2 separate regions of the Homo sapiens genome follow, and region 1 is linked to region 2. A link is a loop called in an ENCODE intact Hi-C map of the cell type or tissue named here. Cell type or tissue: K562. All regions are shown on one strand. Each heading gives the region's core, and the rest is flanking DNA. Links, peaks and the distances in the headings are about the cores only.

What was found. Hi-C counts contacts between places; a loop is a spot of excess contacts. Peaks named below come from ENCODE experiments on the same cell type or tissue, not always from the same donor. Only the 100,000 strongest peaks of a DNase experiment are listed, where the experiment ranks them.
Region 1: a loop joins it to region 2, with 8 times the contacts of the local background. A loop is called at or near these places in 2 of 110 quality-filtered maps.

The regions. Positions count from the first base shown.
Region 1 is chr10:59,617,545-59,625,544 of GRCh38, forward strand. No RefSeq gene overlaps it. Among named protein-coding and RNA genes, the nearest start is that of SLC16A9, 88 kb to the right of the region's middle. RefSeq lists an enhancer at 4,827-5,121. In K562, for the core only: a CTCF peak has its summit at 4,975 (motif pointing left); a DNase peak (open chromatin) is centred at 4,987.
Region 2 is chr10:58,169,449-58,185,949 of GRCh38, forward strand. No RefSeq gene overlaps it. Among named protein-coding and RNA genes, the nearest start is that of IPMK, 90 kb to the right of the region's middle. In K562, for the core only: a CTCF peak has its summit at 8,091 (motif pointing right); DNase peaks (open chromatin) are centred at 8,093 and 10,013.

The DNA of each region.
Region 1 (8,000 bases), core at 1-8,000, 1.4 Mb after region 2:
TACAGGTTTTAGGGGAGGAAGATCACATAGATAAGTGAAACTTTCATCACATCACATTAAAGGCACATACTATTGATATGACTGTTAATGTTTACCTTGGTCAATTGGCTAAAGTAATATTTGTCAGATTTCTCCACTGTAAAGCTACTCTTCTTTTCCCCTCTCCCTTTCAATACTGTGCTCTTCAGAAGGAAGTCACTATGCACAGTCCACATTTAAGGAGTGGGAGTTATGTGCCACCTCTCCTAAGGCAATTTTACCTACATACATTTGCCTACATAAATTTTTTTGAATTCTTCCACATAGGAGATTTGTCTCTTCTTCCCCATTTATTAACTTATTCAATCATTCACTCTAATCAATATGGGCTTGTGGATATTTTTCTTACACTTTGGGTTATAATAGGATGTACTTTTACAAAGATATAAAATATTAAAATACAGTGTTCCAGAAAAACCACAAGAGCTATGATCCAAGCCCTGCCTGTGCTGCTGAAATAATCGATGTCATTTATTGGGACAATCTGTTTCCATGTCCAGCTCTGTCCCTCTGGGGATAGTTCTCCTGCTATGAAAAATAAAAAAGATTAAAAGTTAAATGCTGAGCCCAGTCTTTCTCATTCCAGCCATACCTGACTTGTGGCTTCTGTCTGCAATACTCATTTAAGAAATACTTGCAAAATGATCAGTCCATGAAACAGTGAGTCCCTAAATCTCTTAAAAGTGCTATTTGCTGTCCAATAAGGCAGTAAAGAACATTTTCCCTAGGATGTACTGTGGTTCAGACAGAAGCCCTGATTTTGCATAGAGCTCTTTCTCTTTTATTTCTTCACACACAACAATTGGAAAATTGACTTTCCCAGGAAAAAGGAGGGAGGCACATTTTTGTGCCTGTAATTGAACGTCAATGTTGAACTAAGAATCTCTCACATGACATAATAAAATTCATATCAAAGCATATTTAGATTTTTAGTTTATTGTTTAAAAAAACAAAGGTCTTTTGAACCCAAGGGAGGCATTCCCAACAAAGCACTCCTCTAAGAGAAGGTCAAGCATCGTGGGCAGGAATAGCACTGTTTTTCTGTATTCCTTCAGTACCCACGTACAATAGATGATAAATAAATACATGTGAGTTAATTAACTAATTGGAAGAACCCAGGCTCCTGCATCAGGAGGCCCACGTACCTGTCCATGACCTGGCTGTCTGTGCTGGAATCACTTTGTGATTCTGTGGCTCAGATTTTTTTTAGCAGGGGTAGGAGAGGCTGTTCATTCCAACTATCAAAAAGCAAAAACACTGCACATACTTTGTACTGGAAATTCTTAGGCTTCAAAATACGTTCCAGGAAACCGACTGAGAAAATGTCACTGCTGGGTGAAAGTAGCCAGATTGATTATAATTGTGTGACAGTCACGGAAAATAGTTACACCACCATTGCTAGAAACTTCCACAATTGCTCCTGAGATGAAAAGGGGCAGTGACAATAAAGAATAAAGCTGTTCCTCATAGCCATTTTTCTAGACCAAGCCAGATTTCAGCAAGATTAAGAATTAAACAATTTGTGTTTTTCTATTTTCTCCCCGCTTTTTATGTAATTTTTACCTTTTAAAATAAACTCTTATTACAGGAACAAAACACATGTAGTGTAGAAAATAATGAAGTAGAAGTAAGTATAGCTTTAAAAATAAAAACATCACATTTCTGCCTTGCAGAGAACACCATTGTTAACAGCTTACTGCCTGTCATTCTGTGTTGTTTTCTATGTATACGTGTACATATTATTTGTGTTTAACTGAAATGAGGTCATATACTATTTTATTGCCTATTTTTTTCAGTCATTGATCTCTATTATTTTAACTAATATCCAGACAATATTCAGATTTTCTAATTGACCCCCAAATGCCTTTTAGCTGGTTTTTTTCAAACCAATATCCCACTTAGGACAATGAGGGCATTGCACTTTTTCATTTTTCCTTTTTAGTCTGTTTTAATCTAGTTCATTCACCCAGACTTGTGAAATAGATAGTTTCAATGATCCTGGAGAACGTTCCTTCTTCGGGGTTTGGATTTGTCCTTGCTGCTGTCTTACAGTGTTGTTTAGCCATTCCTGTTCAGTCTAAAGGCTCAATGGGCTTAAGCAACATCACATCAGAAGACACATCATATCTTAGCACAAGTTGATGATGCGGAGCCTGGCCCCTGGATCAATGTGATGATGGTCTAATATCATGTTGTACTTTTACTTTGTGCAAGTTTTCCCCCTGCATCTGAGCATGTATCTGTGTGGTATAACTTTGCCACTATAGAAATGTTCCATTCTCCTTCAGCTAGCCACCTAATGATTTTTTTTTCTTTTTTTTGAGATGGAGTCTTCACTCTGTTGCCCTGGCTGGTTTGCAGTGGCCCGATCTCGGCTCACTGCAACCTCTGCCTCCCAGATTCAAGCGTTTCTCCTGCCTCAGCCTCCTGAGGATTACAGGTGCAGGCCACCATGCCCAGCTAATTTTTGTATTTTTAGTAAAGACAGGTCTTACCATGTCGGCCATGGCTGGTCTCGAACTCCTGACCTCAGATGACCCACCCACCTCGGCCTCCCAAAGTGCTGGGATTGCAATGAGCCACCGCACCTGGCCCACCTAATGATTTTTAACACAAATTGATCATGCATGCCCAGAGGAATACTCTCACTATGATTTCCAAAACCATATTTTCCTTTTTCTTCCCTTTTTTGCATATTAAAATTATCTATCTCCCTTTGAGCATCCCAACTGTTTCCAGCCACTTGTGGATTCTCAAGTTACCATATCAATGGTCTCTTGAGCCTTCCAGCTAGGATGGACACATATGAATGTATAAGCTTCCACATTGTTAGCATGAGGGAGTTAACTCTGCTCACATCTTCATGAACTATCACCCCAGTGCCTCCCTGTTTTGTAAAGACGCTACTTGAAATGTCATTCATATGTAAGGGCAACTGAGATAGGGGCATTAACTTCCTAAGTGGGATCATGATTTGGATTTTGGAAATACACATGCTTTTGTAGTGTTTTGCACATATTAATAGAAAGCATTCAAAAACTGGTCTTTTTTTTCCTTGTATGTTTTATTGTTCCCCACTCTCTGTTCCCCATCACTGCTTCACCTTCATGTTGCCATGAGATCTAGTAGGAAGGGGCTGACCCTATCTAAGTCAAGATCACTTGCTCCTATCATTTGTTCTGTTTGGCCTTCATAACCAAAGAACACATGACTATTGGAGCAACAGCTTCCTGAAATTCTTGAACTATGGATGCTGGAAATGAAAGAACATGCTTTGATTGACTTTGTCTTGTGTATCAGGCATTCTGTTAAGAACATAATTCTGAAACACCAATTTATGGGTAAAGAAAACTGAGGACAGAGATATTAAGATTCTTGCCCCATGCTTCAGACATTTAGTTGTCTATTGGCTACATTACCCCACTCCTCCCCTGCCGGCAAAGTTCACCTCTCACTCTAGAGACTAAATACGTCACAGCTAGGGCATAAGCATGTGACTCATTCAGGCCATAGTATGCAAGAACAAATCTTCAAGGGGCTTCTGAGATATGCTTCTCTTCCTCATAAAAAGGAGTGTATAAGAAACTACCTCTCCTCACTTTTTTTCCTTTTGCTTTTCATTGTGATTGTGTGAGACAGTGATGCTTGGTGCTATGGCAGCCATCTTGTTACCATAGGACAATATGTTTGATGACAAAAGCCAGCATACCGACGATGGCAGAGCAGAAAGATAGAACTTGAATACTTGCTGGCATCAATTGAAACAGAACTTGAGTATCTGATGGCATCAACTACTAGCCTCAGAATTGCCCTGAGTTCCACCTTGCTTTTACATGAGATAGTAAATATCATCCAAACATCCTAACTAACACACCTAGGAAATCAAGGAGTAAGGGTGTGAGTCCCACTGTGTTTCCTATGAAAACAGGAGTTTCAATTTCCTAGTTCTCCTTGTTTGTTTCTAGATTGTAGAATATTCAAAGGAGATTCAAAGAGACTGATGCCCCTGCCACGTTCTACCCAGCTGCCCCCAAATATGTGGCCTGATGCTTAGCTCTTCACTTATCATTGAACTAGGTCTTATTTTACAATGGTTTGGTCTGTGACTTACTGGCTGATGTTGGCCCCAAGTCCACCCCTCCATCAAGACTTGAACATGTCCTTAAGATCCAGCTCTGGGAAAGGCATCTCAAGCACTAAACCTCCTCTTCTGCCTGCAAGGGTCAATGTAAGAGCCTGGACCTAATTGCTGCCTGGTAGTCCAAGTTAAATAAAAAGTAAATGCTAGGCAAATACTCTGTCTTCAGAGCATGCTGCCTGTGTGGCAACATTTCTGCTAATAGACTCCAGCCATCAGCCATCTGTCCATCTTGATATACTGTGCATTGCAGATGAGAAGGAATGTTCCTTTCCCCTGCAGTATTGCATGTTGATATTTTCCTTCAGGGAAATACCTGAATTTCATATCACTCACCTCATTAAAATTTACCTTGCATAGAACTAATGTAATATGTACTTTTTTTTTTCTTTTGAGACAGAGTCTCACTCTGTTGCCAGACTGGAGTGAAGTGGCACAACCTCCGCCTTCTGGGTTCAAGCGATTCTCCTGCCTCAGCCTCCCGAGTAGCTGGGACTACAGGTATGCACCACCACGCCCAGCTAATTTTTGTATTTTTAGTAGAGACAGGGTTTCACCATATTGGTCAGGATGGTCTCCATCTCTTGACGTCGTGATGCACCTTGGCCTCCCAAAGTGCTTGGATTACAGGCATGAGCCACCGCGCCCAGCCAATATGTACTTTTATAATAAAAATAAAGTCACAAATAAAAGCTTAAATTGCTTCCTTAGCGGAATTATACTTTTAAGGCCTGCCATTGCCTTAACTGGAAGGAGAGATTCACACAGAACTACAGGTGCTTACGCCACCTAGTGGGAAGAAATTTTTATTTCGGAGGGTTTTTCTATGCCACTTACATCCCTTGTGCACACAGGCCCGCGCGCGCGCACACACACACACAGTCACCAGGTGTGATGGCAGCCCACGAGCCTTATCAAAAAGGTGAATGTTGGGGCCAAGAGCAGACAGGACTTCACTGTGTTGCCTCTGATCCAGGAGGCTGCATAGGCAGAAGCTGTGTCTGTTTTTACTTAATATCTGAAATTGCCGGTACACTCTGACTCTGGGAGGAAGGGGGAAGCTACAATACAGAAAACCATTAACTTTGGGGACTGAAGGAGGGGACGTAAGTTGTTTGACCCTGCTAGTTATAATCATTGTTCTTTGCCTTTATTGGAATAAGTAAATATAATCCTGTAGGTAAATGTGCATTTCTTGACATCTTGGATCTCCATTCTGCGTCAGGGGACCCCCAGCTCACTTGTCAGATGAGGAACGGTGAGTAAGGCTGAGCTCAGCCAAAAGTCATGAAATCAGAGAAACTTGTCCCCAGAACCCTGCAGTCTACCGCTTTTGGCTCTCCTTTCTCCTCTCAGTTCTAAGCCTACTGTTAAATTAAGGTTAGCCTAAAGCTGCCTCCTTACATATTTTAAGTTTGGCCTAAAGCTTTCCCCATAAATAGTAAACTGTAACCCAACTGGGTGTGTAAACAGATTGAAACCTACTCTAATACCAATCACCAAGTTTCAGCCACTCACAGGCCAGCTGTTCAAACTGTGTTCAAATAAGGCAAACGCCAAGCTGTAATCAATCTGGCTGTTTCTGTACCTCATTTCCATTTTCTGTACATACGTTTCCTCTTTCTGTCTGTAAATCATCTCGACCATGCAGCAGCATGGAGACTTTCTGAACTTGTTCTTGTTCAGGGACAACCCAATTCACAAATCGTTCTTTGCTATCTACCCAGGCAAGTCTCTTGCACACTGACCATTTTCTCCCCAGTAGTCACTATTCAAACATCCCCTCAGCTAAACCTTGGGGAAATGTCCACAACGATGGGATGAGAGCTTCGTGTGTTATTCTTCCGAAGTCTTCTCATGGGCCCAGAGCACAATGCCTTATCCCAGAAATGAAGACTGCATCGTGAAATCTCAAAACGGGAGGAGAGAGAAGGATGATTGGATCATGGCTATCCAGCTGTTCCTCAGAATGTTTGTTTGGCCTATACTGAACGCAGCGAAAACATTAATGTTACCAGAAAAGGAGCCCGATCCAGACCCCAAGAGAGGGTTCTTGGATCTCATGCAAGAAAGAATTTGGGTTGAGTCCATAAAGTGAAAGCAAGTTTATTAAGAAAGTAAAGGAATAAAAGAATGGCTTCTCCATAGCCAGAGCAGCCCCAAGGGATGTTGGTTGGCTGCTTTTATGGTTATTTCGTGATCACATGCTAAACAAGGGGTGGATTATTCATGAGTTTTCCAGAAAAAAAAGCAGGTACTTCCTGGAACTGTGGGTTCCTCCCCGTTTTACGCCCTATTGGGTAGCTTCCGGATGTTGCCATGGCATTTGTAAACTGTCATGGTGCTGGTGGGAGTGGCTTTTAGCATGCTAATGTATTAAAGTTAGCATATAATGAGCAGTGAGGATGAACAGAAGTCACTTTCATTACCCAAAAGTGGGGTTTGCCTGGCTTCTTTACTGCATCCTATTTTATCAGTAAGGTCTTTGTGACCTGTATCTTGTGATACCCATCCTGCTGACCACCTAGCTCATCCTGTGACTAAGAATGCCTAACTTCCTGAGAATGCAGCCCAGCAGGTCCCAGCCTCATTTTACCCAACCCTTATTCCAAACGGAGTCACTCAGGTTCAAATGCCTCTGATATTAACACTCCAAATAATGCCATAGAAGTGTTAGCTATTATCATCATCACCATCACCGTCATCATCAGGGCCAGGGATAGAGTCAGGCATGTGAGGCGCTCACTTTCAGAGTCAATTTTCATCCCCACCTGCCTTACCCTCTTTCCAGCACTGACTGTCATCATCAATGAAGAGTTAGTAGCTCCCAGGCCCTGTTATAAGGCTGTTATATATTATTAATTCATTTAATGAGAAGAGGAAACAGCCACAGAAATCTCACCAATAGACATTCTGCCCAAGTTACACAGTGAAAGAAGGGTAAACCTTGGATTTTAACTGGTTTAACAATAGTTACACAGGTCTTACACAGGTCTCTTAAGTTTCTGACACTTGGAGACTCAGGGACTCAAGATATTGATTTTATTCATCACTCTGAGTACAAGCACCTCTTGGCAAAAATCTGATGACATATTTTAAGTAGGAAATTGCAAGATAAAGTAGTCAATTGTTAACGGTGGTAAGTTAGTCAACTGTTGGTGGGAGTGTAAATTAGTTCAACCACTGTGGAAAGCAGTATGGTGATTCCTCAAAGAGCTAAAAGCAGAACTGCCACTCGACCCAGCAATCCCATTACCGGGTATATACCCAGAGGAATATAAAGCATTCTGCCATAAAGACACATGCACGCGAATGTTCGCCGCAGCACTATTCACAATAACAAAGACATGGAATCAACCTAAATGTTCATCAGTGACAGACAAGAAAACGTGGTTCATATACACTGTGGAATATTATGCAGCCATGAAAAATGAGATCATGTCTTTTGTGGGAACAGGATAGAGCTGGAGGCTATCATCCTTAGCAAGCAGGAATAGAAAACCAAATACCGTGTGTTCTCACATATGGGTGGGAGGTAAATAAGAAGAACTCATGAACACAAAGAAGGAAACAACAGACACTGGGGTGTTATTGAGTGGGGAGGGAGGGAGAGGAGCAGAAAAGGGAACTATTGGGTACTGAGCTTAGTACCAGGGTGATGTATTAATATGTACAACAAACCACCGTGACACACGTGTTTATCTACGTAACAAACTTTCGCAGGTACCCCATACCTAAAATAAAAATTAAAAAAAAAAAAAGAATCTGCCAGTGACCACAAGCAAATCAAACAGCCTCTCCATACCAGTAAGCAAATTGCAAA
Region 2 (16,501 bases), core at 3,673-11,672:
ATTCTACAAGTCTACAGAATAAAAGGAAGAGCTTTGTTTCAAAGATTCCCATCTTTATGAATCCAGTCTACATTTCCAGATTCTTTTCTCAAAAATTCTCTTCCCAATGCAGCCAGTTTTTCAGTGTAACTATCCATTCATTCTGCACAGTCTTCAGGTTTTCACCTGAATCCTTTGATGCTGCTGGGCACACCAGGTGAAACTTCCTGAAAACATTTCTTCTTGTTAAAATTTCATCCTTCCTTTTATAATTGCAAACCCACTAAACAAACACATGATGGGCACACTGGGAGACAGAGAAATAATAACTAAAACTAAGCTCCCCTCTCAAAATAAGAATGCTCTCTCTGAACACTAAAATAATTGAAAAAAATCTAATCAAGCCAAAATATAAATGTAATCAATTTCTGTATCACTTGACAAAGACCAAAATAAGTATATTTAATTGCTCATCAAAATAAATGCAAAACACATTATTCTATTTATTTTGTTTTTTCTTGAGACATCACTTTATTGCCCAGGCTGGGGTGAAGTCATATGATTATTGCTCACCGCAGCCTCAAATTCCTCAGCTCAAGTGATCCTCACCTCAGCCTCCTGAGTAGCTAGGACTATAGGTGCGAGCCATTGTGCCCACCTAATTTTTTTATTTTTTATAGAGACAGGGATATCACCATGCTGCCGAGTTTGGTCTCAAACTTCTGAGCTCAAGCAATCTTCCTGCCTCTGCCTCCCAAAGTGCTGAGATTACAGGAATGAGCCACTGTGCCCGGCTTAAAAAGCGTTATTCTAAAAAGAACAACTACAGTGAGAGATTTATAACATAATCTCCTCAAAACTAATAGGACAAGCAGATAATAATAAATGAAGATATCAAATACTTGAACAATTAGTATTGGATATATGAAATTTATTTAAACATTAGGTTGGTATGGAAAAATACCTAATGTAAATGATGAGTTGATGGGTGCAGCAAACCAACATGGTACATGTATACCTATGTATCAAGCCTGCAAGTTGTGCACATGTACCCTAGAACTTAAAGTATAATAAATACATATATATGTTAGGTTGGTGCAAAAGTAATTGCTATTTTTGCCCACTATTAAAGTTTAATATTAATTAAATTTCATATATCCAATTACTTTTAATGGCAAAAACCACAATTACTTTTGCACCATCCTAACATATTAGATATAGTAGATGATACACCTTTTGAATATACATGCAACATATATAAGAATGAACTATTTCAAGCCTTTACAATAATCTCAATAAATTCCAAATGACCAATATGTACTTCAAACTATTACTCAGACTATTATACAATAAGTTTATAAATTAATACCAAAAATATAGCTATTGAGATGTAACAAATGTTTGAGAACTAAATAATATATGACCAAACAATCCATGGGCTAAGAGAAAAAAAAAAAAAACCTTAAAGAACATTAAGATCTATTTATAACTGAATGCAAACAAAACCCAGTTTATGTAAAATTTAGTTTGACATAGCTAAGGCAGCACTTGGGAAATTTATTGTTTACATGGACTCACTAGGAATTAAGAAAGGTTAAAAATAAACATCTTTATTATTTCTCTCCTTCTTGCTTCTTTAGCTGTGTCTTATTACTTTTTTTCAACTCATTGAGTTGAATGCTGCACTTGAATGACCTGTAAACATATGAAAAAAGATGCTCAGCCTAATTAATATTCAGAGATTAGCAAATGAAAGCCATGAGATACAAGGCTGGTGTGTTACATGCATATGCATAGTCCAAGATAACTCAGTATCATATTTGCATTCCAGCTATCAGGAAAGAAAAAAAGTTAGGAAATGGAGGGGAAAGGCAAACCCCTTCCTTTTAAAAGGGTGTGGCCTGAAAGATGCAACATTAACATTCTCATTGACCAGAACTTGGTCATGACTACACCAAGCTTTCTGAGGATCCGGGAAATGTATACTTTATTGAAGGCTTCCATGTACCAAGATGAAAACTGGGGTTTCTATTACTGCAGAAGAAAAAAAGAATAGACATTGAATAGATAGCCAGCATACTCTAGCATGGGAGACACACTGAAGTAAATTTTTTTAACTCTCAGACTTTGATGGGGAAATCCAGCCCCTTTTTAATGTTCTCAGATCGTTCATTTGGGTGTGGAAAGTTATCTGCTGCTCAAGATTTGAAAAAAATCTTGAAAATTTGAAAAATTTTTTCAAAAAAAAATTTGAAAAATAGGCCAAAACTAGGCTTGGAAAGAAAAAAAGTATGCATGCAAATATTTTTTCAGGAAAGTTGTGTTTATTCAGTCCAACATTTAATTACTTGAAGTTTTTTCAGCCTTCACCTTTTATGGAGCTTTTGAAGCAATGCTATCTGGGATGTTATTAAGCAGAACTGCTAGATAGTTCAAACCCTGAGGACTGATGGCAGCCAACGACTTATAGTGAAAATCAGACTACCTTTCATTTCTGTTTATGATATGCCATGATTTACTAATAGTTTTATATTATCAATTATTTTCACATGAAAAGGACTATAAACCTTTTTGAACGCACTGACAAGGATTTGTAATACCTCTTTGGTATCAAGAACACCATCTCTGGAAACCAAATGGGCATTTGACAAGCCAATCAATTATTTAATGGAATGCAGAGGAGAATATTTGGGGGGGAATAATTGACTCCTCCGAGTGGATTTGAAATGGTATAGTTTCTTTTCACAGAAGGCTTCTAGTTACTTTTCAAGAAACAGAATAACCTGGTGTTATCAATGTATAAAAGCTTAATTTTTTAATTCAGAAATATTTTAGCCTCCAGGCTTCCCGGCAGAATCTTGAAATGTTGTTGAACACTGAAAGAGTTAAGAGACCTGTTGACACTTATTACTGGAGTGAACAGAAATGAAATATCATTTTCTATTATACTGCTTGTCTCCTCTTCCCCATACCGTACAAGAAAATGTAGAAACAAAAGTAAAATCTGTTGAAAATTTACATTTGTTTGGAAAAAAAATGTATTAAAGAGGAGATTACAGGAATTGGCAATATCATCTTTTTACTGGAGGGCTACTGCCTGCCTGCCAGCATCAATGCCCAGTACCAGTCAAGCAACTTACCATATTTTAGGGATGGATCTAATTATAGCCAGCGGAAATTAGCTACTTTCAGATGGCACATTCACTTTCCTGTGTCCTGCATTTTATAATGTGCTTTTCCTGTCATTTGTCCCTTTGTCTAATTCAGAAGTCTTAGGAGACATTTAGCAGGAATGTAAGAGTCCTGAAGATACCAGACATGCAAAAAATGATAACAGGAACTATAATCACCAATTGTGGGCAATGATGATAAATTGTGTCCCACAAAAATTTATGTTCAACCAGCAACTCAAGTAAAAGAGGGCAAGATTGAGGAAGAAGCTGAAATACAGGTAGCTGTGCTCAGGAAACAAAAGCTAAAATTTTTAAAATTCAGTTTTTCTGTGAGCAAATACTTTTCTGCAAGAAAAGAAATGGGATAAAGGGCATACAGGTGCTTTGAAAAAAGAATTTCAGAATGATTTGGCACTTTAATCTATGTGACTGTATAATTTGATTTAAAAGCAAGCATTAAACAATTAAAAAGCTAAAATACAATTTATTTTCAAGCTCTAACTTCCAGTACCTGTAAACATGATCTTATTTTAAAACAGTCTCTTTGCAGATGTAATCAAATTAAGATGAGCTCATACTGGATGAGGGTGGGCCTTAAATTCAATAACTTGTGTCCTTATAAGGAAAGGAAAATTTAGAGACAAAGAGACACAGACATACATAGAGGGGGAAAGGCCAAATAAAGACAGAGGCAGAGATGGGAGTCAGACAGGTATAAACCAATGTATTAGTCAATTCTCATGCTGCTAATAAAGACATTCCCGAGACTGAGTACTTTATAAAGGAAAGAGGTTTAATTGACTCACAGTTCAGCATGGCTGGGAGGCCTCAGGAAACTAACAATGGCAGAAGGAGAAGCAAACACATCCTTCTTCACATTATGGCAGGAAGGAGAATGAGTGCCCAGTGAAGGGGAACTCCCATTATAAAACCATGAGATCTCATGAGAACTAACTCACTATCACGAGAACAGGATGGGGAAACCTGATTCAGTTATCTCCACCTGGTTCCTCCCAGGACACATGGGGATTATGGGAACTGCAATTCAAGATGAGATTTGGGCGGGAACACAGCCAAACCATATCAACCAAAGAACACCAAGGAATGCTGGGAGTTACCAGAAGCTAGGAAGAGGCAAAGGAAGGAGTCTTTGAGTCTCTGAAAGCTCAAGGAGGCTTCAAAGTGTACATGGCCCTGCCAGCACCTTGATTTAGAGCTTCTAGCCTCCAGAACTATGAGAAAATAAATTTCTACTGTTTTAAGCCACTCAGTTTGTAGTAATTTGGTTCAGCAGTCCTAGGAAATGAACATAGGTGGAAATGATATTTCTGGCTCAAAATTTTCCACTACGTCATCAGGAGTTAGTTGCAGACACTCGACCCTCAGGGATAGGAAAAATCTGGCACTGGTTATTTGACTTAAAGGTAGTAAGAACTATGTTAATGCTCAGAAACTAGACTTTAGCAGCCCATAGCATGCTGTGGTGAATTATCTAATTAAATGAATTCCTATGGTCACCTGGAATAAACTGACCTTTAAAAGAGATTTAGGGAAGCTGAGCTATTCTCCGACCTTAGACTAGTATGAAAAACTGAAGGAATTCAATATTGCGGAGTAGCAACTTCTAACAAAACCAGAAAGTTAAACAGACAAAAGCTCAAATGCTTAAATTCTCTGAACCATGATGAACTAAAGGCTTTCTATTATTATTTAGCACTAAAGCTAAGATAATTGGAGATTGAATTTCTTCCAAGGTCTGAGGTCACAGTTTCATGATTTCTTACATGACAGTTATAGCATTGGTCACAAAGGAGTGGGACAGAATTTAGAAGATTTGGACTACACCAAGACTCCAACTCCCTATGAACCTCCTCAGACAAATGGATCAGCCCTCTCTACCCTGTCCTGGTGAGGCTGTGCTACCTTCTTAAAGACACTGTCTCTCTCTTACCTGAGTAAATCGCTTTTCCAGAGGAAGCCACTTCTCAATTCTCATCTTCAGTCTTGCCCCCCACCCCCACCACTCCTCACAGTATTTAGATATTAACCATAGGAAGATACAGTATATGCTAGTAGACTAAACCCAAGAAGAAAATTCCTTGCAGGGTGTTACTTAAATTTTAGGAAGGATACCATACCATGGTGGTTAAAACACTGGAATCCAATGGCCTGAATTCAAATTCCCCCTGTGACACTTACTGTGTGACCTTTGTCAAGGTTTTTTTTACATATTTTTGCCTTAATTTCCTCATCTGTAAAATTCAAATAATAACAGTTTTATCCCTTAGGGTTTTTGTAATAATTAAAATGAATCTATATATATAACATGCTTAGAACAGCTGGCATACACTAAGCGCTACGTAAGTCGTGGCTATTCGTGCACATTAAACTCTAGAATACAATGCACTCAGGCTCCACCCAGCAATCATCCCTTAGTGTAGTTAGACTCTGGCCTTTTCTGCTATGGAGGCTCCATGCTGCAGTGTTCCACACCTCTGGATAACTGCCATTCTCAGCACAGTCAATCTGCACATCTTCTATGCTGAGCAGGTGCACACCGCCAAGGAAACAAAGACAATAACAAAGCCATATGTGCTAATACCAGATTCAACTTACTTAATCTGCAACATGAAAAAGTAGAATTATATAGTAACATCAAAACAGTGAGGCCCAGGATACAGCCGCTTCTTTTTATAAAACTACCATTTATTGAGGGCCTTCAGTTACAGAAACTGTGTGCTTCCCACTTTACAAGATATCGTGGATTGATGTCCGCTCAAATGTTTATGTCCCCTCATATTTCACATGTTGAACCCTAACCTCTAGTGTGATGCTATTTGGAAATAGCGTCTTTGGGAGCTAATTAGGGGCCCTCGTGATAATGGAATTTGTGTCCTTATAGAAAGAGACCAGAGAGTTTGCTCTATAAAGCTTTCTTCACCATTCTCCCTCACCCTTATGCGAGGACACAGGGAGTAGGTGGCGGTCATGTGCAAGCCAGGAAAAGAGCCCTCACCAGAATTCAACTATGCTGGCAACCTTACCTTGGACTTCCAGCCCCCAGAACTGTGAGAAAATAAATTTATATTGTTTAAGCCACCTAGACTACAATGCTTTTTATGGCAGCCCAAGCTAAGACATGGACATTTTCCTTTGTCCTCACAAGAGTGCAGGAGACCCAGTCCTTGCCCTCAGTGAACTTTCAGTTTACTGATTAGGTACTGATACCAAGGTGATTAGGCACAGAGATAGGGAAGTACACCAAGGATAGCTTGAGGAAAGGAATATATAAAGTACCCCCTCAGCACACACCTACAATTCTCTGCCAAATACAAGGGGGTTGTTTCTTGCTTGATGACAGCAACCAATGCACTTTGAAAACAATGTCAAGCAGGTTTCTTCCCACCCCTTTCCTAGCAAGTTCTTAGGAATTATGCTTCTCTCTCTCTTCCTCCTCCTCCTTCTCCTCCTCCTCCATAATTTCCTCCACTTTTGCCCTTGCCTGCTTCAAAATTCTTGGAAGAGGTTGGACCAGCATTCACCAGTATCCTGAGGTTTCAAAGCAATCATGTCCTAGTATGGTGGTTTCAGAACCAAGGACAGCACTGTGTCTATCTCTCCCAAAGTTCTGTAATCCACACCTATGGGAGTGGTGTGATTAGATTTCCCCCAAAGTCACAGTTAAGACAGATCTTTCATATGCCATCCTAAGAAAATAATATTAATGTAAAGTAATAGTAGTAATGCCTAATGTTTATTGAGTGTTTAATATATGCTATATGTTTATCATTTCATTTAATTCTCATAACAACCCTATAAAGTAGATTTTTTTATTATCCCCATTTGACAGTTGAGAAACAAACTCAGGAGGACATCAAGTGGTTTGCTCAAGGTCACGTGGATAGTAAGAATCAGAACCAGAAGTGGAATCCAAATTAGGCATTTACTACTATTATTCTATTTGACATGACTTCTTATATAACTGTACTTGCTGAAATTATTCTTTCTCTGAATAGTTTTTCCATCATAAAGCACTGTTTTCCAGGAACACTATCAGAATTATGTGCATTTCACCATATGAACCTTACACAATATGACTTCATTACTCATGGGACATTGAGCTTCCATGAAGCCAGATAACATTAGCAGAGACTCCTGCAAGGAATTACATGGCGAGGCTGAGAGAAGACATTCCCAATTAATCATTGCCTTCCACCTTAACCATTGAACTACCAGCCCCAAGAACTGTGAGAAAGTGAATTTGTATTGTTTAAGCCACCCAGTCTATATAACACTTAATTATGGCAGCTCAAGCTAACCATAAGACATAGACATTTTCCTTTGTCCTCAGCCTGTGAGTGATGGAGAGTTACTGTCACCAATAGGAAGGAAACGAGAAGGGCAAATAATATTCATGGAAAATTGCTGTTTTGCAAGGACCTTGGTAGGCATTTTTGCAATATTTTAAAATTTTATATTGAATTTCTAAATACAACTTATTATAGTTTTTTTCAATTATATATACACACTCCAGCGAAAAAATAAAACCAAAAGGAAAACCTCACTTATTTTCCAGTACTCAGAGATAACTATTCTTTCTGTTTTGTGTATTTCTCCACAGTCTTTACTTTCTACAATTATTTTCAGCAAGTAGGGGAGTGAGTAGACCATCCAATGATAAACTAAGTATTTATCTGCTAAACATACTGGGACTCCAAGTAAACTCTCATTTGAAGAAAGGATATCATTTGTTTTTAAAACTAAAGTTTTTAAAATTTATCTAGTAAATATTTTGGATAAGCTTGTGGATATTTTGAAGTTAACTTTCGATTATAAACCAGAAATATTAGTAGCTAATTTGTAATCCCATGGAAGAGAAATGTCTGAGTATTGGATTTCAAAAATTCCAAAATCAACTCGCTATCTACTTATACACCACTAGGTGGTACTAGGTGATTTTTCTTTTCTCTTTAAGTCAGATAATTGTGTGTGTTTTCTGCTCTTAACACTCCTTAAAAGGTGAAATTGAAGGAAATTTGGGAAGTGCTAGAAAAGTTCTAAAATTGGATTGTGGTGATGGCTTCTAAATTTAAATCACAAATTTACTAATATGTCTTGAATGACATTTCAGTGAAGCTGTAAAAATTTTAAAAAAAGCTAAAACTTTTTCATATGTGGTTTATCTTGAGAATCCATATGCTTTTTCTGTATATTTAAAAGAAAGCAAGAAATCTGCTTAGCGACAAGTTGAAAATTTTTAATTCATTTATATAATCTGGACATGCTTCCACCATTGTACTTTTACTTCTTTAATTTGCATACTTTCAGAATTGTCTTACATCAGAAAATTGCCTAATATTGCAGGTACCTAATTAACCAATATAATTAAGTATTTATTTAAAACCTTTTTATATAGTACTCTCAAACAGAAACAATTTGATTTTTGGTATTGCCTTTCAATAGCTTCTTCACCACGCAGAGTATCTCTATGAAATGCAAGAGTCCATAAACCCACATCTTTAACTTTTAACTTGGATGGTATTTTCAGCATTTAATTTGATTAAAGACGGGGTTTTTTTCCACAGTGATATACATGGCACAACATATTATCACTAACACAGGTATCCCTTGTTAAGGAAATTACAGAATTGGGAAGTAAGCAAATCTAGTGCCGTAGTTAAATCCCTTGGCCTCTTAGATCTGCATTGAACTCATTCTAAGCTCTGTGAGCTTGGGCAGTGTTCAGGAGTTGGAAGCTGTTTAACCTCCCCAGGCCTTTTCCTCATCTGTAAATTTGGAATAAAACTTTCTCATAGAGATTGTATGAGGATTAGATAGGTTTGACATCAGTAACATAGAGGAAGAAAAATGTTACTGAAACTGTGCTTGCCAAAAGTGGCTATCATAATTCATTTTTGTAAAATTAAACCTCTGTTCTTTACAGACATTGTTGAGAAACAGGGGAACACAACTGAGACTGGAAGGCTTTGCCAGTGATGTTAAGCTTAAGATCTGAAGTAGGTAGATGGCTTGTTGTTTTTAATAAAGACATTAAGGACTCGGATATAGTAACTGTTAAAAATTCCAGGAGGGAGAGATGTAGGCACTAAAGGGTAGTTTAAGACACAGATGTTTAACATTCTATTTCAATTTGTTTGTGTTATTGCAATGCAACCAAGTTTATCATTCCCAAGCCTTCCTTTAATCCTGCTGCACAAACAAAGTCTCTGTGTGATTAGTGTGAGAGGAAATCAAAGAAAAGGAGCTGAGTCCCACCCTGGCTTGTTATGGAGCAGAAAAAGCAGCTGCAGAATTAAACAAGATCAAGGGCTGTTGTCCAGGCAGTGATGTGATCATAGCTCGCTGTAACCTCCAACTCCTGGGCTTAAGTGATCCTCCCATCTCAGCCTCACAAGTATTTGGGACTATAGGCCTGAGTCATCATGCCTGGCTGGTTTTTAAAAATTTTTTATAGAGACAGGGTTTTGCTTTGCTGCCCAGGCTTGCCTCAAACTCTTGGCCTCAAGTCATTCTCCCACCTCAGCCTCCCAAAGTGCTAGGATTACAGGAGTGAGCCACTGCACCAGGCCTCAAATTTTTTTTAAGATGTGAGATAGAAGGTTGTAATCAAATGTGCATGTTTGTGTGGGGGAGGGGTGGGGGAGATGTCTTAATGTATACAGAGTTGAGCCTCACTATTTATGGATTTCATATTTGCAAATTCACCTACTTGCTAAAATTTATTTGCAGCCCCAACACAAATACTAAAAACAACAATAAATATTGACAGCATTTTATCAGTCATTTGCAGACACATACAGAACAGACACACACACACACAAAATGAGTCACCGGAGGCACGCTTTCCTAGCTGCAATCAAACAAGGTAATGTTCTGCCTTCTTGTTTCAGCTCACATAAACAAGTATCCTTTTCACAGTCTATTTACTGCCATGATTTTGCATTTTGGTACTTTTATTATTTTTATTTACTTTTTTGGTGATATTGCTGTTTAAAATGGCCCTACCAAGAGTAGTGCTGAGGTGTTGCCTAGTGTTCCTAAGTGTAGAAGGCTGTAATATGCGTGAGGAAGAAAATACACATGAAGATAAGCTTCATTCAGGCATGAGTTACAGTGCTGTTGGCTGGGTGTTCAGTGTGAATCAATCAAAAGTATATATTAACCAAGCCATCTTTAAACAGCAACACATATTAATATACTGCAATACAATTCTGATGCTAACCATCCAGTTAGCATTCAGACTCCGCAAGTTAAAGAACACAGTCCCCGCAAAGACTGCTCTTATTTCAGATGCCAATTCAGGGGTGTCCAGGCCTCCCATACTTCTGACCAACTGGTTACAAATCTGGGGGTTTCAAGGACCCCCTCAGGTTCAATAATTCACTAAAATGACTCACAGAACTCAGGAGAGTGCTACACTTATAATTACAGTATATTATAAAGGATACAAACCAGGATGAATTAAGTGAAAAGACACAAAGGGTGAGGTCTGGAAGGGCGCCCAAACATACAGCTTCCTTGCCTGCTAAAAAAGCTTCTATTCAAAAGAAAGAGAGTAGCTGTCGAAAAGCAGGGAGAACAGAACTACCTGAGAGCACAGCCAACTAGAGCCATTTATGCTCCAACACCCTTGGAACCCTCAAAAGCCCCTGCAGCTAGTGGGGAACAGGATCACAAATATTTATCCTCTAAAATTTAAAGTCACCAAAAAGACATTACCCTTCCTTCCTTCCTTCCTTCCTTCCTTCCTCCCTCTCTCTCTCTTCCTTCCTTTCTTCCTTCCTTTTTCTTTCTTTCTTTCTTCTTTCTCTTTCTTTCTTCCTTTCTTTTTTTCTCTCTCTCTCTTTCTTTCTTTCTTTCTTCTTTCCTTCTACATATAAGGAGCACCTACTCTGTCCCAAGCAGTGTTCTAGATGCTGCAGAAGCAACCAGGAACAAAAATGACAAAGCTTTTGCTCTCCTGGAGCTTCCCTTCTACAGGGGGAGAATATGGTGTGGGGGCGTGGGTTGGGACAGGGGATGAGAGAGACAGACAATAAATAAATAAGAAAAACATAATATATGTCAGATAATAATAAGTGCTGTGAAGAAACATTTGACAGTGCAAAATGCCTGAGTCATGAGGCACCGGCTGTTCTTACCCAGCAAAAAGCCTTCTAGGGCAATGATACAGGCACGGGGAACTGGAAAGCGTTGGGGAGAAGTCTATGAAGATGTGAGAGTTGAAAGTTCCAGGTAAAGGCAAGTGCAAATTCCAGGCGTAGCAGGAAGAACTGCACGAAGGGCAGTGCCAGCTTAGCCAGAGGGCTAAATATGATAGGAATGGAAGGAAATGAGATCAGAGAGGCAGCCACAGTTTCGAGAATATAAGGCTCTGGAAATCACCATAAGTATTTTGGATTTTATTCAAGTGAGATGGGACACTATTGGAGGATCTTGAGTGGGAGAGTGAAATGATTTGACTCGGATTTTAACACCCTCATTCTCACTGCTAGTGGAGAAAGAGGATAGGGTGACAAAAGGGGAAGCATGCAAGTATCTAGAAGGCCACTGGGCAACCCTGGAAAGAGATCATGGGGACTTGGACCAGGGTATTAGCACTGGAGGTGGTGAGAGGGAGTCGGACTCTGGGTGTATTTTTGAAGGTAGAACCAACAAACCTTACTAATAGAATGGATTTGGAAGAAAGAGTCAAAGATGACTCTTTTTTTTGTTTTGTTGCAGAGACAGCTGGAAAGATGGCGTTGACTCCAAAGATGGAGCTAAGGATCACCAGAAAGGAATCTGTATTTTTCTAAGACTTTTTGGTATATTTACTGCTCTCAGGTAGTAGCTAAATTACACTGTGACTATTTCTAATTACTTTGGCTGCTAAATGGCTAATGGCTTAATTCATATAAAGTACAGTGCTGGGACTAAGCTACTGTACTATGAATACTAGCTACTGTTACTACACTTTAGATCACAATTTAACTTCTAGTTACTATACCTTAGATCACAGTTTAACTTCAGTAAAATATCCGGAATAACCAGACCAAAAATTAGGATAGTTCATGAGAAAGTAACCCAATGTTTTCCGACTTGGTGACTTATCATCCATCTAAGTAAATGAAGGGTGTTCAAGTGCGTGAATACTCAGAAGAAACTAAATTTGAATACATGGATCTCTGATTTGTTCTTTTGGAATACAAGTTTAAGAGCTAGAGATTAAAATGATTAGTGGTCTGCTAAGAGATGTTGCTGGGGGAAGGACATTTAACCTTTATAAACCAGAAAATGTATTTATCTTTCAGTCATATTGTGTTCTGCTCTGTGCTTTACTGCTTAATTTTCATGAAAACAAAGTGAATGTATGTCTTAGAACAAGGACAGTTGGCAGAGCATGTGCAGGCCCTACATTGCCTATTGCTTATTTTCATAACTCTATTTAATTATAATTTACATATAACAAAATGCAACCGTTCATAAGTTTCTCAAGTCTTGACAAATAGATAACATTTGTATAACCACTGTCACAATCGTGGTAAACAATGTTGCCATCAGTGCTTTCCCAGAACCCCTCGTCTCTTCTGGAGACCACCTCTTCTATTTATCGTTAAAGATTGTTAACTCCAAGTCCCCAGTCTCTGTCCAGCCAGGGGAAACGAACCCTATGAGTTCAGTGGTTTTTCTCCTTTCGGGGAGAAGGAGGGAATTCCACCTCACAGTGACACTACCTGGTATAGTGGGAAAGAGAGGGTGGTATTAGTGACATATTTGCTGAATTTTATCTAATTCAGTCATCCTTTGGTATCTGTAGAGGATTGGTTCCAGATGGATTCCAAAATCTGTGGAGGCTCAAGTCTATGATATAAAATGGTGTGGCATTTGCATACAACCTACCCATATCTTACTGTATGCTTTAAATCATCTCTAGATTATGTATTAAATATAATACAATGCAAAACTATATAAATAGTTGTTATACTGTATTTTAAAATTTGTATTATTTCTAATTGTTGTATTGTTATTTTTGTTGGAGATTTTTCCTGAATATTTTCCATCTCTGATTGGTTGGATCTGCAAATAAGTAACCTGCAGATACATAAAGCCAACTGTATTCTTTTCCCCAAGTGCTACTAGATAAAAGTATGTCTGTCTGTCTGTCTGTCTGTCTGTCTTTGGGTGGGACTTTTCTAACTTCATACTGATGCAAATGAACAAATTGTGTACCTAAAGTGTGGCGAAATGATAGGTATAAGGAGAGAAAGACAAGTGCCCACCAGCCCTGGCCCCAAATCTTAGCTTTAACACCAACTAACTGCATGACATTAGACATGGGCCTCAGTTCCCTCATCTGTAAAATGGACAATAGTGGCTTCACGTACTGATTGGATCAGTTTGTGTTCTGGAGGGTAAGACAGGGCCTGCTTCTGCTGCAACACTCGCCATCACTGCTTCACAGGCCCGGCCCACAGGAAGGAGCTTATCCAGGCTGTGGAGCCCACAGTGTATCTCTAAGTGTCTTCTAAATCTCTTGGCCTCACCTCAACTTTGATTCCCTCGGAAAGATTCTTTTCAAAGACCCTGTTTCTTGTGATATTCTTTGTGGCACACTCCTTCGTGGCCCATTTTCATGGAATGAACACAATGAAGACAGGAAAGGAATCAAGAGTAGAAAAGGCTGAAAATGCCTGAAATAATCAATTTGCAAATTTTTATGTAGAAGAAGCTCATTTCTTCATTAAGAAAGACATTTACAGATATGAAAATACAACCTAAATTTTCTATTTTTGTTCATTTACTATTTAAGGTCTTTTTAAAAATAATGCCACTGTTTTATGAGAACGCATGGGATGATTTATTACACAAGGTCAAAGTATTTTCACCAGAGGAGAGGCCACTGAACTGCAGAAACTCTACTTGAACTTTTCTCACAATGTAATTAATACCCACTCCTAGTTTAGAAAAAATAACTAGCATGCTTTAGTGTGTTCCTAATAATGAAATACACCTAACTTGTGGCTGGAGCTTGACTCCTTTGAATTGTGGTGTGGTGCGTTTGGGTTTGTACCCAAGTTCCTGATAGTGTAGACAGAGCTGTTAAACCATTTGAGGCCCAAGCTCCTGATAGTGTAGACAGAGCTGTTAAACCATTTGAGGCCCAAGCTCTCTCATCTAGGCAATGGTGACTGTAGTGAAAATAAATTGTAGCCTAAAAATGTTTTACACACACACACAAAAAGCACTGCAAGATGAAGCTATGTGATTTTAAAATGTAAGAAGTGTAATTTCATTTGTTCATTCAATACATATGTACTAAGAATCTCAAATCATAAAAATTCATTACTTACCCATGATGTAAAAATCTTTGTGACTTTGGGTTAAGTAAATATTTCTTAGAGCCAATATCAAATGTACCATACATAATAAAGAAAAAAAAATTGATGAATTAACCTCTGCAAATTTAAAAATTTCTGCTTTTCAAAAAGAATGTCTTCTCAGTAATGAGAATGAAAGACAGTTCACAGACTGGGAGAAAATACTTGCAAATCATATCTAATAAACAACTTGTATCCAGGATGTATCATGAACTCCCAATGTGCAATAATGATACGGGCGGGAAAGTGTATAAGAAAGAGATGGTTAAAAAGTTAAACAGATACTTCCGCAACGAAGATGTACAGATGGTAAATAAACACATAAAATGACATCATTAGCCATTAGTGACATGCAAATTAAAACCACAATGAGATACTACTATACATCTATTAGAATGCCTCAAATTGAAAAAAAAAAAACTGACCATACCAGTGTTGGTGAGGATGTGGAGCAACCAGAATGGTAAAAATGTGAAATAGTGAAATCGCTATGGAAAATATTTCAGCAATTTCTTAAGACGTTAAACCACTAAATGACCCAGCCAGTGTACTTCTACGTATTTATCCAAGAAAAAGCAAAGCATATGTTCATACAAAGATTTGTACACAAAAGTTTGTAGTAGCTTTATTATGATAATAGCCAAACACCAGAAATAATCTAAATTTCTATCAACAGGTCAACAGACAAGAAAATTGTGCTCTCTCTCTCTCTCTATATATATATATATATGAATACTATTTAGTAATTAAAAAGAAATGAACTATTGATACATGAAACTATGAGAATAAATTTTAAAACAATTATTCTGAGAGCAAGAAGCCATACCAAGTAAATCAATAAATCAAAAGTATAGAAATAACAAAAATTCAAATCATTGTATGTACTTGAAAGCAGGTAAGTATTTGCTTGGGAATGGAGACAGGAAGGAGGGATGATGAGGAGGGCCTGCAAGCAGGATTACCAATGGGCATAAGGAAATTTTTACAATTGATCAATATGTTCATTTTCCTGATGGTTTCAAGGGTATATGCATATATCAAAATTATCAGATCGTACATTTTATATATGTGCAATTTATTGTGTATTATGTAATAAAGCTGTTAAAAAACAAATTGATCATATTTGCTTGTGTCTACTTCTGAACTTTCTTTTCTGTTCCATTTATCTATGTACCTATCTCCCAATACCACAGTGTCTTTGTTTTTGGTAGCTTTAGAGTGAATCTTGGAATGTGGTAGTATGAATTCTACAACTTCATTTTTTTTTTTTTTTAGACAGAGTCTCCCTCTGTCACCCAGGCTGCAGTGCAGTGCCGTGATCTCAGCTCACTGCAACCTCTGCCTCCTGGCTTCAAGCGATTTTCCTGCCTCAGCCTCATGAGTAGCTGAGACCACAGGCATGCACCACTATGCCCAGCTAATTTTTGTATTTTTAGTAAAGACAGGGTTTCACCATATTGGCCAGGATGGTCTTGAACTCCCGACGTCAGGTGATCTGCCCTCCTTGGCCTCCCAAAGTGCTGAGATTACAGGCGTGAGCCACCACACCTGGCCATACAACTTCATTCTTTTTCAAAATAGTTTTGGTTGTTTTATTCCCTTTGCCTTTCCATACATATTTTAGAGTATAGATTTTTTTTAAAGGGAAAAATATTCTGCTAGGATTCAAATCAGGATTGTTTCAAATCTATAGATCATTTTGGTAATAATTGACATCTTAAAAACTGAGTCTTTCAATCCATAACTATGCCATATCTTTAATTTATTTAGGTCTTCCTTGATTTTTTATCAGTGTTTCATGTATTGATTTTTAAAAATCATATGTGTGAAAAGATTATATTACTTATAAGTTTCAGTTCAGGATAGCAAATATGGTTTTATAAAGTAGTCATTATTGGAACCTATTAAGTCTAATAGATTTGAGAACCTGACCTAAAGAAGTGCTACATAAAAGAGAAGACTGACTTT